Linked DNA regions of Mus musculus: all the other regions are linked to region 1. The links are chromatin loops, found by intact Hi-C in ENCODE. Cell type or tissue: left cerebral cortex. All regions are shown on one strand.

Evidence for each region. Peaks named below come from ENCODE experiments on the same cell type or tissue, not always from the same donor. Only the 100,000 strongest peaks of a DNase experiment are listed, where the experiment ranks them.
Region 2: it touches region 1 in a loop (2.2-fold over the local background); 3 of 42 quality-filtered maps call a loop at or near these places.
Region 3: a loop joins it to region 1, with 2.2 times the contacts of the local background. A loop is called at or near these places in 3 of 42 quality-filtered maps.

What each region holds. Positions count from the first base shown.
Region 1 is chr4:132,821,359-132,826,358 of GRCm38, reverse strand. No RefSeq gene overlaps it. Among named protein-coding and RNA genes, the nearest start is that of Ppp1r8, 19 kb to the left of the region's middle. In left cerebral cortex, CTCF peaks have their summits at 2,140 and 2,597 (motif pointing right); DNase peaks (open chromatin) are centred at 199, 2,186, 2,599 and 4,261.
Region 2 is chr4:132,704,735-132,709,734 of GRCm38, reverse strand. Eya3 (EYA transcriptional coactivator and phosphatase 3) reads right to left here. Exons shown (of 17, transcript NM_210071.2): 13 at 2,612-2,772. Among named protein-coding and RNA genes, the nearest start is that of Xkr8, 25 kb to the left of the region's middle. In left cerebral cortex, no CTCF peak of the experiment used is centred here; a DNase peak (open chromatin) is centred at 2,673.
Region 3 is chr4:132,715,360-132,720,359 of GRCm38, reverse strand. Eya3 (EYA transcriptional coactivator and phosphatase 3) reads right to left here. Exons shown (of 17, transcript NM_210071.2): 16 at 1,048-1,148. Among named protein-coding and RNA genes, the nearest start is that of Xkr8, 15 kb to the left of the region's middle. In left cerebral cortex, no CTCF peak of the experiment used is centred here; a DNase peak (open chromatin) is centred at 2,825.

The sequences.
Region 1 (5,000 bases):
CTGTGAGCGCCATGGGGAAGTGACATCTGAGTTCAGGTCTGTAGCTGCTTGTGCGAGGGAGGTCCTCTAAATTGTCTATTGCTGATGCTCTCCTGTGCCTGGCTTCGTCTCAGTTTTCTCTCCTGTTCTGGAGTTTAAAATATCCAGTGCCTTTAAAACTACTCAGGAGGCAGAGGCGGAGCGATCCTAGAGTCAGCCTGGTCTACCGAGGACAGTCGCGGAGTTACACAGAAACTGTCTCAAAAATGAATAGAATAAAAACTAGTGGGTTTGGCTAAAGGAATGTCTTCGGTTAAAAGTGCCTGCTGTTCTTGCAGAGAAGCTCAATTCTGTTCCCAGTACAGTTACAACCTAATTGTAATTCCAGGAAATCAAAAGCCTTGACTGCAAGAGCACCCATACATACACATAAAAATTTTGAAAAAGGATCCAGGAGTTGTCTCAGTAAAGTGCCTGGCACCATAAGTACATGAGTCTGAGTCCAAATTCCTTGTCCTCAACTATGTCATAGGCAGATGACCCCTAGCATTGGGAGGGAGTGTGGGAGGCAGGGACCCCACCCCCACCCCCACCCAGAGCTCGTTGGCTATCCTGTCAAGCCAGATCCAAAAATTGGATGCTCAGTGAGAGACTCTCAGAAAACCAGTTGGAGAGTAATGGAGGAATATGTGCACATACCCCACGGGAATGCACACACCCTCAAAAAGTACTTAAAACACAGCTGGGTGGATGATACATGCCTGTAATCCCAGCACTTGAGAGGTGGAGGCAGGAGGGTCACAAGCCCCAGCCTATCCAATGTCATGAGTCTAAGGTCTAGCCTGGGATAGGTGAGACCTTGTTTTAGATGAGCCAGAAAGAAGTGGCCATGCTAAACTGTCTAACTGGAAGGCTATGATAGAGCTCGGAAGCCCATCGAGACATAGAAGGTCAACATGGTTTCCGGATGACGCTCTAGCCGAGCACTGAAGAATTGTACCCGGAAGAGGAGGACCAAGGCTTTCCAGGTAGAGGAACCACTGCGAGGAGCCATCAAGAGGGGAACATAAACAATGGTATAGTCAGTCGCTGGAGGGGAGCAGAGGCTACCACACAAAGGGTCTCTCCTCCCTGCTACTTGAAAACTTCAGCTGGATGCGGTGGCTCACACCTGAAATTTCAACCTGGGGGTCTGAGTTGGGAAGATTGCAAGTTCCAGGCCAACTGGGGCTACATAGCAAGACTGCCTCAAAAAGGAGGACTGGGGAGCTCAGTGGGTAGCGCACTGCTGCCCACACCTGCTGGTGGGATTTCAATCCCTGAAATCTACTGCACACAGCTGTCCTCTGACCTCCAACTGCTATAAACATTCAGGCACACATGTACAAGCAAATATACACACATACATATATACTTGGGAGGCAGAGGCAGGCAGATCTCTAAAGAGTTCAAGGCCAGCCTGATCTACATAATATGTTCTAGATTCCCCAAAGCTAAAACAGTGTCTCAAAAATATTTTTTTGTTTTTTGGGTTTTTTTGCTCGCTTGTTTGTTTTTCAAGACAGGGATTCTCTGTAGCCCTAGCTGGCCTCAAACTTGCTCTGTAGACCAGGGAGGCCTCGAACTCAAGAGATCGGCCTCCCAAGTGCTGGGATCAAAGGCATGCGCCACCACCGTCCAGCTCAAAAAGTGTTCCTAAAGAGTACAAAAGGCATTCTCAGGTATTCAGGAAGACGCAGAAAAGGGTGTACACATGTCACCTCACCCACACTCACCTTCCTCCTAGGGATTTCTGGTGGGACAGTGACTACTTGTGCTAGAATGAGACCCTGATGACAGGTAAGGCTGGCCCTGGTCTGGGGGAGTCTCTCCCAAGTAAGAGACAGGCAGATGTGCTAGGTCCTCCCCACATCTGTCTGTCTAGCAAATTTAGTTATTAGTCCAACTATTTAGAAAAATGAAAAGAGAATATTTTATATTCTTTCTGGCAGAGGTAGAAGGAACAATGTAGCTGTAAATTCTTCCAAAGTGGGTGACACTTGCTGTCGCCAAGAAGTGGAGGAGAGGCCACTTCATTCTGCAGAAGCAATGACATGACACAATGGATGTGAGCCCTGGCATGTAATGGGTGGGAAGGTCTAGTGGCCTGTGTCCTAAAGGGAGCTAGCTGTACTGGGGCTGGGTGCAGTTCCAGCTATCACCAGCAGGAGGGGCTCTGTGTTTACCATTGGAGCCACTCTGCAAGCATACAATTTCCTAAGGCAATTGCTAGGCCAGGACATTGGAAGGAGGGAAGGGAAGGACTCACTGTTGAGCACCCTGCAGAGAATGCTTTCTGTGCATTGTCTCCAGCAGCCCCAAGGGAGGACTGCCTCCACTTTACAGAACTCAAGGGTTAGTGCACACGGCTCACGATGATAGCTACCACAGCACAGGCAGTTCCTGGCTATTGCCGCTGCCACCACTGCCCTTTGTATTCCCAGGACAGGAGACAGTCTAGGATTTTTTGTTCCCTTCATGATGATGATGATGATGATGATGATGATTAGCCTCTTGGTTGTGTCTATGGTGGAGAAAGTGTTATGTGTACACAAGTGCAGTGCCTCCAGAGGCCAGAAGAGGGCAATAGATTCCTTAGAGCTGGAGGTACAGGTGTTTGGAAGAACAGAAGTGCTCTTAACTGCTGAGCCATCTCTCCGGCGGCGGTTTTTAAAATTTTTTTTCTCGTAGCCATTGCCTACCCATCTGTCTCCATCTCTGGGCCTTTTGGTGGTGGGTGAAGCTTTCAAGTACTGAATCCACGCTTGGGTCAGGTGTGGGTTTGGAATGCTCTCCGCTGGGACAAGGGTACTGCCAGGAGGGGCAGGTGAGATGTTTAAAACCACCCTCAAAAGGCTCTCCAGGTACTCCTTGTCACACCTTGCCCACTGCAGTGGCTCTGTTGGAGGCTTCTGCTCTAACCTGCTGTTGACACATGCAGTGCTGACATCCATGCCTCCCTTTTTTTTTTCTGGTTCATCTACAGCAACATTATTATTGTCTGTGGGAACCTGGGAATGTAGTTTAGTTGCTGGAGAGGTTGCTTAGGATGTATGGAGCTCCATTTCCCGGCACCACATACACCGGACGTTGGAGCACGTACCTTTTTTTTTTTTTTTTTAAGACGTATTTATGTATGTGAGTGCTCTATTTGCGTGTATGCCTACATGGTAGAAAATGACATCAGATCTCATTCTAGATGGTTGTGAGCCACCATGTGGTTGCTGGGAATTGAACTCAGGACCTCTGGAAGAGCAGCCAGTGCTCTTAACCCCTGAGCCATCTCTCCAGCCCCGGTAGCACATAACTTCAATGCTAGCTTTTGGGGAGTGAGGATAGAAGAATCAGGAGTTCAGAGATGGAGAGATGCTCAGAATTTAAGATGCACTGACTGCTCTCCCAGAGGTCCTGAGTTCAAGTCCCAGCAACCACATAGTGGCTCACAACCATCTGTAATGAGATCTGGCACCCTTTTCTGTCATGCAGGGATATATGCAGTCAGAACACTGTGTACATAATAAATAAATCTGAAGGAGGAGAGGGAGTTCAAAGCAATCCTGGGCTATGAAGTAAACTCCAGGCCAGCCTAAGCTACATAAAATCCCATCTCAAAAAGGGTGGGCATTAATCCTACAATGCAGGAAAACAAAGCAAAATTGTCTTGACTCTAAAAATAAAAAGCCGGGCAGTGGTGGTGCATGCCTTTAATCCCAGCACTTGGGAGGCAGAGGCAGGTGGATTTCTGAGTTTAACGTCAGCCTGGTCTACAGAGTGAGTTCCAGGACAGCCAGGGCTACACAGAGAAACCCTGTCTCGAAAATCCAAAGGGGGGGGGGGTAGTGCCTTGACTCTTAAGTCCTTAGCAGCTACCTCAGTTCCTGTCCACTTCTTTGCTCCGCTGTGCCCTCCAGGTCTTCCCCCGCCCCCATCCCTCAGGGAATCTTCTCTAGTCCCACTATGGCTCAGATGGTCACATCTGGGTCTCTGCTGAGAGTGCTCTGAAGGCCTTCCATCTGCCTCAGTGACAGGCAACCTAGTGGTTTACAAGCGCCACATGTTCCTCGGGACTTCACCTGTCAACACCCCCGCACCCCCCCACCCCCCCACCCCCCACCCCCACCCGGGGTTCTGTTTCTCCCCTCTGATTCACTCTCCTGTGTTTCCTGGATTCAGCTGCTGCTCCAATTCTCAAAGCCAGGCTCCTTTCCAGGCCCTGTGGAGAGAACTCGCTACAAAATGTCAAATTGGCCCTGGGCTTTCTGTCTCCAAGGGACAAAGAAAGAAGCAGCCTCCATCTGCAGGAAACAATGTGGGTTGTCTCCAGCTGATCAGAAACCATTGGACTGTGTAGCAGGGCCCCAGACCTTCTTATGCTGTAAGACCTTAGCACAACTGACTCCATGATGGAAGTCCCATTCGGGCTGTAAAACTCAGCATGGAGACAGCAGCACCGACAAAATGAACACACAGCTCTAATCCATCAAAGTCCATATAGTTCTGGGAAAGTCTCTAAACGACTCACCTTGTGTTTTGTTTTTGTTTGTTTGCTTTGGGCTTCTGTAGTTTTGCTTCTGGCTAACTGCTCTTGCTAACTGAAGTGCGTCAACCTAGAACATGGTTTATGTGCTTAAAAGCTCATCCCGAGAAAGGCTCGCTGCTACACAGGGATCCAAACACTTGGTGTAGTTCTTGCCGGCTAGTAAAGGCTGTTGGCTCAAACCCATGTCTGAGCCGTCTTCTCTGGTGGCTACCTCACAACACCAAGGGCAAGAGAGCACTGGTAAGATTGTTTTTGTTTGTTTGTTTTGTATATTTGACACAAGCCAGAGGAAGAGGAAATCCCAACTGAGAGCACACCTTCACTAGATCAGCCATAGGTAAGGTCGGGGCATTTTTCTTGATTAACGGTTGATGTGCCAGCTCTGAGGGGGTAAACTGTCGGGAAGCTGTGGTTCTCCCTGGCCTCTGCTGCAGTCCCTGTC
Region 2 (5,000 bases), 120 kb after region 1:
AACAAGGAGAAAGCAAGCTGAGCACCAGTACCCTCCCATCTTTGTTTACCGACTGTGGACTCAGTGTGCCCGGTGACTCCTGCTCCTGCCACTGTGTCCTGACTACAGTGTGGGCTGTGAGCCAGAGAAACCTTTCCTTCCTTAAGCTGCTGCTGTCCCGTGCTGTGCTGGAGACAGACAGGTGACCAACGCACTTGCTATACGAAGATGCTGGAGACAAGTCACCAATGAATGCACTTGCTATATGAAGAAGCAATGTCTCCAAGTCCCCGTGTGTACACTCCCATGTTTTAGAAAACTTAGGTTCCATACAAGCTCCTTCTTTGTTACCAATGGGTGTTATCTATAGACTGATGGAACACACTTGAATAGCCCTACTCCACAACACAACACCAAGAACCACACAGGGACAATGACTGTTAGAACAGTTCTTACCTCTAAAGACAAAGAACAAAGGGAAGTTGCTTAGGATTCCACAGAGAGTGGGAATGGCCGGGATGGGGATCCTTTCCCAGCTGCCATTCCCTAGTGACAGCACCAACTTCTGCCTGTACTGAATGTTTCAGCCAGGATTCCAGAGGGAAGGACCAACCCCCGTACTAGAATCACTTCTGAAGCAACTCCAGCGATAGCAGACTCACACACTGCTCTAGGAGTCTAATTGATTCTGCATAAAACGTACCAGGTCTCATGTGGGAGCCCACTGTTAGATGCTCTGAGTTCGTATATTCAAAGAGCAAGTGCGACTCAGAAGTTTCTGTAGCAAAGGTTAAATAAGCCCTACATTCTACTCACACTACAAAAACATATAGGGAAGTATTCCTTGGAAAGCCCACTGACCAAAAGTCAGGGAATGCGGCCATCTTATTTACTTGCTATATGACTGTGTGTGCTGTTCCTGCCTGCATGATGGATGTTAATTTCTCAATGCCAAATGAGGTATTTAAAGAAGACTTCTAAGGCCTCTCCCACTTTGAACAATTCATGACTTTTAGATATACTAACACCTACAATACTTCTGGGCAGACTATCTCACATGGACACTGCCACTATAATCCCAGGCCTACCTCTCATCCAATGTAGCATCTGGGTCTATTTGACTTGCCATGATGGATATAGACAGCTGCTCTTTAAAATACGGTAGTCTACTAACTAGTACCAACTGTGGTTGTAAGTCAAAATTAGTAATAATACTACACTATGTGGTATATATTGAAGTGGGTATTGGGGGGCATGTCTAGAATTCCAGTACTTGGGAGCAAGTTCAAGCATGGTTCTGGGCTGCCTAACAAGACTGTCTCAGCAACCAACCAACCAACCAACCAAATAACACATCTAAACCATAACCCCAAAAGCTAAGTGGTAAGGCTTGTTGCAAGGGAAGGTACTACTGACAAGAGGTAGGGCCTAGCTGGCAGCAGTAGGCAGTGTGCTTGACTGTGACATTAGGAATCACACTGCCCGCTCCTCCTCCCCCTCTCTGGGCACTGAGGTGAGCAGCCTCTCCCTGCCATGATGTTTTGGTTTACCACAAGCCCAAGACAACAGGGCCAATGGTCACATGATAAATAAGTCTTTCCTCCTGTTAAATTGATCATTTTAGGTATCTTTATCACAGCGATAAAGTTGACTAATACAGCACATTTTCTTTAAAGTGGTACTTGTCTAAAGGAAATACCACAGTTGTCCACAGTGATGTTAAAAAGAATTAGAATAGGGCTGGTGAGATGGCTCAGTGGGTAAGAGCACCCGACTGCTCTTCCGAAGGTCTGGAGTTCAAATCCCAGCAACCACATGGTGGCTCACAACCATCTGTAACGAGATCTGATGCCCTCTTCTGGAGTGTCTGAAGACAGCTACAGTGTACTTACATATAATAAATAAATCTTAAAAAAAAAAAAAAAAAGAATTAGAATATAGAGCATCTTCCAAAATCAGCATCCTAATGGCATCAATGGTGCAGAGCCTCAACTATTATCTCCATTTTTTTTTTTTTTTTTGAGATAGGGTTTCTCTGTGAGGTCCTGGCTGTCCTGGAACTCACTCTGTAGACCAGGCTGGCCTTGAACTCAGAAATCCGCCTGCCTCTGCCTCCCGAGTGCTGGGATTAAAGGCATGCGCCACCACCGCCCGGCTTATCATCTCCATTTAAAAAAAATTTTTTAAATTTATTTTAATTTTATGTGTATGTTTTGCTTGCATGTATGTATGTATACAGGATGCATGTCTGATGTTCACAGAGCTCAGAAGACATCAGATACATTCAAACTGGTGCTACAGATGGTTGAAACCTACTGTGTGGGTGCTAAGAACTTAACCTAAGTCCTCTGCTAGAGCAGCCAACACTTTTAACTGCTGAGCCATTTTTTAGCCTTTCATGCCCTATTCTAACTGCCACCAACGGTACAGAGCCTTGCCCAAAGTCTTCTATTCTAAAGGCCATGGGTGGTGCAAATTCTTCAAAGGGTTTCAGTTAGATCTCTACTTTTTTAAAATGCAGAATTAACACGGCACAAATTCCTAGAAAGTTGCAAGGCAGAACCAGGGCACCCTGGGAAAGGACCGCAGGAAAGCACCAAGGATCCGGTTCAGAGCAGTTGGCCACACTTACCACCCACATTGCTTTTATGCTTGTCGTAGATTTCCCTCACTTTTCGGTAGCGAAAGGCCAGTTTCCTCATCCAGTCCACACCTCCCTGAACGCCCACAGATGAGCCGTGGCTACCACTGCCTCCTGAACCACTGAAACCATCTGTGGAGAAACTGTAGTTGCTGAAAGAAAAGAGCATAATGAAAATCAAACTCAGTACTCACAGGACTTGAGTGTGTCACCTGAGATTCTGTGGCCTGTTCTTAGTATCTGATAAACAGAGCTAATGCTTTAACAATCCTCACTAGCATTTGTTATTTCTCCTTTTCCTTTTTTTTTTTTTTTTTAAAAAGAAAATGCTTCATGTAGACCAGGCTAGTTTCAGCTTCACTATGTAGCTGAGGCTGGACTTGCTCCTTTAATCCCACTGTCTCCACCCCTAAGTGCTGGAAGAGCAAGTGTGCTCCAGTATGTATGTCCAGCCTCTCCTTTCCTTCCCAGGATGAATTGATGGTGACCACTGAGGAAGAGGGAAATAACATAAGCACTAGTGCTCCACAGAGGCTCACTTGGGATGACAGAATACTACTATACAGTGACAAAAGGGCAGACTACTCAATTAATACAACTATATAAGCATGATTATGGCTATAGAAAAAGAAGAAATCTAGAGATGGCCATGGTGGACGGACACACACACACACACACACACACACACACACAGAGGCATTTGGGAAAATGAAGCCAGAGGATCCTAAGTATAAGGTCAAATGTGCTACATAACAAGTTTCAGGATACCTTGAGATAGACCCTTTTTCTTTTCTTTCCTTTCCTTTTCTTTTCTTTTCTTTTCTTTTAAGACTTATTTATTTTATTTATATGAGTACACTGTAGCTGTCTTCAGACACACCAGAAAAGTGCATCAGATCCCATTATAGATGGTTGTGAGCCACTTAGTGCTCCTAACCACTGAGCCATCTCTCCAGCCCTAGACTGTTTTTCAAAAGAATCAAACATATCAAAATACGGTTCAATACATTAAGTGTAAGGTTCTATGCTAAATAAAGAGGCTGGCTAAGAAGCTGGATGGTGGCAGCACACGCTTTCAATCCCATCACTCAGGAGGCGTAGGCAGGTGGATCTCTTGAGCTGGGGGTGAGTCTGGTCTACAGAGAGAGTTCCAGGAGTAAGGACTGAGTTTTAGGAAGTTACCCAGAGAAACTTTGTCTCAGAAAGAAAACAAAACATAACAACCCAAACAAACAAGAAAAGCTGCCAAGACATAAAATAGGAAATCTAGTCAGTCACAGGTAAGAGAAAACAGATAGACAGATAAGCCGAGAGGCCCGAAGATGCTCGAAGATGCTTCACAGGAGGCTTTCCTAACACGGCAGAGAGTCCACACATGGAGGAGCTGCTGCTCTGCAGGCAGGGGTTCCTGATTGGTTCTAACAAGGACGGTGTGTTCAGCTCTGTTATATATTTAAGAAATTATACATGTTTTTCATCCTAGCACTCAGAGCTGAGTATGAGGTCAGCCTGGTCTCTACATAATGAGTTCCAGGACAATCAGGGCTACACAAAGAAACCCTGTCCCAAAAACAAACAAAACAAAACAAACAAACACCTATCGATGAAATGCTTAATACTAGGGATTCACAGGGGAAATATTTACCTATGAGGTTACCTATAAAACATTAACATTAACATGAAATGATAGGACAGTCTTTTTCCCTAAAGTCTTTAAATGTTTGGGTACTTAAAAAAAACTGATTGACTGACTGACTGATTGTATATGAGTGTTCTATCTGTATGTACATCTACATTCAAGAAGAAGGCACCAGTGCTCACTCTAGATGGTTATAAGCATCATGTGGGTGCTGGGAATTGAACTCGGAACCTCTGGAAGAGCAGCCGGTGCTCTTAACCACTGAGCCATCTCTCCAGCACTTATGTATGATACTTTTTGGCCAAGGCCACTGAAATGGCTCAGTGAGTAAATGTGCTTTGCCACACAAGACTGGTGACCTAAGTTCAATTCCTGGACACCAAGTAAAGGTAGAAGGAAAGAACTGACTTCACGTTCTCTGACCTCCTTGCATACACACACACACACACACACACACACACACGCGCGCAAACACACGCGCGCGTGCGCACACACTTTTAAAAAGATCAACAGGTCAGAAGAAACAGTAGCCAACAGAGGAATGAGGAGACTGAGCTGACAGTGAGACTGCCCTGCTGTAGTCTTCACTGAAATACAACAGTCGAGACAACAGTTCATAGGGATATTCCTGACACCATCAAACCTTCACTGGGTAAAATTCCTGATGTTTGTGTGCAACTAGAATGACCCAGCCTAGCAGCTTGCTTTCTCCCAGCAGCAAATCTATATAAAAGGAAGCCA
Region 3 (5,000 bases), 110 kb after region 1:
GTACACTGTAGCTGTCTTCAGACACACCAGAAGAGGGCATCCATTATAGATGGTTGTGAGTCACCATGTGGTTGCTGGGAATTGAACTCAGGACCTTCGGCAAAGCAGTCAGTGCTCTTACCCACTGAACCATCTCTCTAGGCCCTTCCCAACTTTTTTTTTTTTTGGTTTTTCGAGACAGGGTTTCTCTGTGTAGACCAGGCTGGCCTCGAACTCAGAAATCCGCCTGCCTCTGCCTCCTGAGTGCTGGGATTAAAGGCGTGCGCCACCACGCCCCACTCCTTCCCAACTTTTAAGAACAGAGCCAGCACCGGGAAAGGTCAGGATAGCCTGCCTTTCTAGAGTTAACCTGCTCCCCTTAGATGAAGATGAGGCCCACATCAGGATTCATGAGGACCCGAATTTGCTGTGTAGCCTAGGGATGACCTTGAATTTCTGATCCCCTGCCTCCACTCCTGGGCCCTGGAATTCCAGTGTAGCATTACGTATAGTTTTGTGTGGTGCTGGGGTCTGAACCCAGGCTTCCTATCCTGAGGCCTGGTTCTAAGATTCTTGAAAGGTAGGGAGGAAAGGACAGAAGAAATCTAAAAAATTACAGGAAAACTCCATTTGGGGAACAATGATCTTTTTTTCCCTTTAATGAAAAGTGAGGAAGGACGATACATACCACAGATACACAAGAGTTGTAAATATTTTTCAATTTTCCCATTTTCTCCCCATACCACCAGATAGGGTCTCATGTATCCCATGAACTCACTATGTGGCTAAGGATGCCCTTTCAACTTCTAATCTTCCTGCCTCTACTTCACAAGTGCTGTGATTACAGGCAATGCCCCATCCTGGTTTATAAAGTGCTGAGGATTGAACCCGGGAGACCATACATCCTAGATAGCACCCTGCTAAGTAAGCTACACCCTCAGACTTCTCTCCCTCCTACTGCCTCCGGAGTGTAGGGAGTACAGATGTGTACCATTGTACCTGGCTCTCCTGTGCACTTTAACTGCTTCATGCACAACCACATAACTGAACATTTTCCTTCCCAGTTACCTGCTTGGCTGCAATTTCTTCATCTCGTCCATCTCCAATCACTACATATGTGACTTTTTTCCCAAACCTCGAAACAATTCTCTCAAAGCAGCTCTCCTTACCTACAGAGAGAGAGAAAAATCCTATTAGGACAGTCTTCTCTACCCTTTCTAATACCAAAGAAAAGGTCTGCTGCTCTGTTCATCTGCCTGAGCTTGGACGGGATAACTGACCCCACGTGCTGACTACTCACGCGGTCAGGAGCCCAAAGAATGGAGTGTGCCATTACGAAAACAACCCGCTTCATCCTCACATCAAGAGTGCTAAGGCTCCCACAGCCTTAGCATGGAAGACAGTGAGCTGGGGCTGAAGGAGCGGTGAGCAAGCTCTTCTGTGTGTCTCCTACTTTTGTAGCTTTCAAAGCCCCCATCTCCTCCATCTACCTCTCCTTCCTCACATTATAGATAAAGGGCCTTCACAGGTTAGTGACACACCCAAGATACCAAGCCAGCCAGCAGCTAGATTTGGTTTGTGTCTCTACTGTAAATCCACGCTGTAGCCTGGATCTACAGCAAACATTCTCTTTTTAAAGCTCTGTAATATTCTTTTATTATTAAGTTTGTTCTTGGAGAATTTCGTCTGTGTATAATAATGTGTTCTGGTTACTCCCATCCCACTCCCATAAGCCCCAAAGTCCCTTTCTTCATGACTTTCTTTGTCACAGGGTTTTAACCAGGGCCATCCATGTGACCAAGAACTTTGAGCTATCCATGGGAGCCTGCGAGGCACATGGTTGTAACCCAACAGCTGTATATGGTATTTGAAATTCAGATGCTCTTTAGCTAACCTTGGGACCAAACCAGAGCCATGTTCTCATGAGGGAACATTCTGCTATTAGATCACTCTGTAGACCAGGCTGGCCTTGAACTCAAAGATCTGCTTGCCTCTACCTTTCAAGCATGGGGATCAAAGGTGTGCACCACTGCCTGGCTCATGTTCTAAGAATCACTTGGTGGTATCAAAATCAAACCTAAGCTAGAGTCAATACCTAAAACATAAGTATTGCTATGGGAAAGATACTTTGAATGAATAAATAAAAGAAAATTATAGGGGGCTGGCGAGATGGCTCAGCGGGTAAAAACACTGACTGTTTTTCTGAAGGTCCTGAGTTCAAATCCCAGCAACCATATGGTGGCTCACAACCACCCAAAATGAGATCTGACACTCTGGTGTGTCTGAAGACAGCTGCAGTGTACTTATATATAATAATAAATAAAGCTTTGGGCCTGATCAAGCAGGGACTGATCAAGCAGGGTTGACCAGAGCAAGCTGAGGCCCTAAAAATTCAATTCCCAACAACCACATGAAGGCTCACAACCATCTGTACAGCTACAGTGTACTCACATACATAAAATAAGATAAAAAAATAAATAAAATAAACAAATTAAAAAAAAAAGAAAATTATAGCCCTTGGTTTTTGGCCGGTAGTTGCGGGGATAATGGCAAGGCATTGCAGTGCCACCCAGAGCTTCCTTGGACTGGAATCCTGTGCCTTAGCTGTCATGTGCTGGGAACTCAGGTGTGTGCCTCGAGCCAGCCTTGCTCTTCCTTGACCACTCACAAGTTATCGTCCCTGCTCAGTTAAGCAAGGTCTAACTTTGCTTTCTTCCTCCTGCTCCGTTAACCTCACTTTTCATTCCTGCCAGACCCAGTGCCCTAAGAGCCTTCCTCCACACACTTGCCTGCCATCTGCAGGAAAGTGACTATGAACACACACAGAGCAGCCAGCGAGATGGCCCAGTGAATAAAGACGCTTTCTGCCAAGTCTGATGTCCCAGTTCACTCCCCAGTCCCCATCCACTGGAAAGAGAGCTGACTGACACCCACATGTGTGCCTGGCTGCTGGCCTGCATGAGCACATACACACATACAAGTTAAGTCCATAAAAAGTTCTGAAGCTGGTGGGATTGCAGGCTTGTACAACCACTATGGAAATCAGTCTGGCGGTTCCTCAGAAAACTGGATATAGTACTACCGGAGGATCCAGCAATACCTCTCCTGGGCATATATCCAGAAGATGCCCCAACTGGTAAGAAGGACACATGCTCCACTATGTTCATAGCAGCCTTATTTATAATAGCCAGAAGCTGGAAGGAACCCAGATGCCCCTCAACAGAGGAATGGATACAGAAAATGTGGTACATCTACACAATGGAGTACTACTCAGCTATTAAAAAGAATGAATTTATGAAATTCCTAGCCAAATGGATCGACCTGGAGGGCATCATCCTGAGTGAGGTAACACATTCACAAAGGAACTCACACAATATGTACTCACTGATAAGTGGATATTAGCCCAAAACCTAAGATACCCAAGATATAAGATACAATTTCCTAAACACATGAAACTCAAGAAAAATGAAGACTGAAGTGTGAACTCTATGCCCCTCCTTAGAAGAGGGAACAAAACACCCTTGGAAGGAGTTACAGAGACAAAGTTTGGAGCTGAGATAAAAGGATGGACCATGTAGACACTAGCATATCCGGGGATCCATCCCATAATCAGCTTCCAAATGCTGACACCATTGCATACACTAGCAAGATTATGCTGAAAGGACCCTGATATAGCTGTCTCTTGTCAGAGTATGCCTGGGCCTAGCAAACATAGAAGTGGATGCTCACAGTCGGCTATTGGATGGATCACATGGCCCCCAATGAAGGAGCTAGAGAAAGTACCAAAGAAGCTAAAGGGATCTGCAACCCTATAGGTGGAACAACATTATGAACTAACCAGTACCCCGGAGCTCTTGACTCTAGCTGCATATGCATCAAAAGATGGCCTAGTCGGCCATCACTGGAAAGAGAGGCCCATTGGACTTGCAAACTTTATATGCCCCAGTACAGGGGAACGCCAGGGCCATAAAAGGGGAGTGGGTGGGTAGGGGAGAGGGGGTGGGTGGCTATGGGGGACTTTTGGTATAGCATTGCAAATGTAAATGAGCGAAATACCTAATAAAAAATGGAAAAAAAAATCAAAAAAAAAAAAAAAAAAAAAAAAAAAGTTCTGAAGCGCCAGTCATTAAAAAAAAAAAAAAAAAAAAAAAAAGGCCAGGTAATGCTAGTGTATACTTTTTTTTTTTTTTTTTTTAAATCGTTTTCCTTTTTTTTTTTTTTTAATTTATTTACTTATTATATGGAAGTACATTATAGCTGTCTTCAGACACTCCAGAAGAGGGAGTCAGATCTCGTTACGGATGGTTGTGAGCCACCATGTGGTTGCTGGGATTTGAACTCTGGACCTTCGGAAGAGCAGTCGGGTGCTCTTACCCACTGAGCCATCTCACCAGCCCAGTGTATACTTTTAATCCCAGTACTCAGGATGGCCAGGACTAAGCCAAATAAACAACAACAACAACAACAACAACAACAAATGTATCAATCTAGGAACCAAGGGAGTTGATAAAAACCTCTTCCTCTGTACTGCTTGGTCTGTCAGAACAACTGTAACTCTGACACTCCTAGCCAAGTGGCATCTCAGTGGCATGCTGGTCCAGACAATGGTGAACCTGGGTTTCAGGGTCCTACTTAAGAGACAAAGCTCTCTGGGTACGGTGCCAGTTTCAGTGCTAACTTTCCTCCGCAGCATTCAGTTGTTATGCCGAATTTGGTCTAACTATTAAATAATTCAACTAAATAATTAAACCATATTTTCTATTTTGTGTGTGTCTATGTGTGTGTAAGGATAGATGTGTGACCATGCACATGGAAGCCTGAGGTAACCCTCCACTGTCATTCATCCCTCAGGAGCTATATACATACCCAGTTCTAGGAGCCGAGGCTCACTACCTAGTTACCCTGGCTGGCTGGGGAGCACCAAGGGTCATCCTGTCTCTAACTCCCCAGTGATGGATCAGTGTCTGTCACCATACCTGTCCCACAAGGGTGCTTGGGAACAAATTCACATTCTCCGGCTT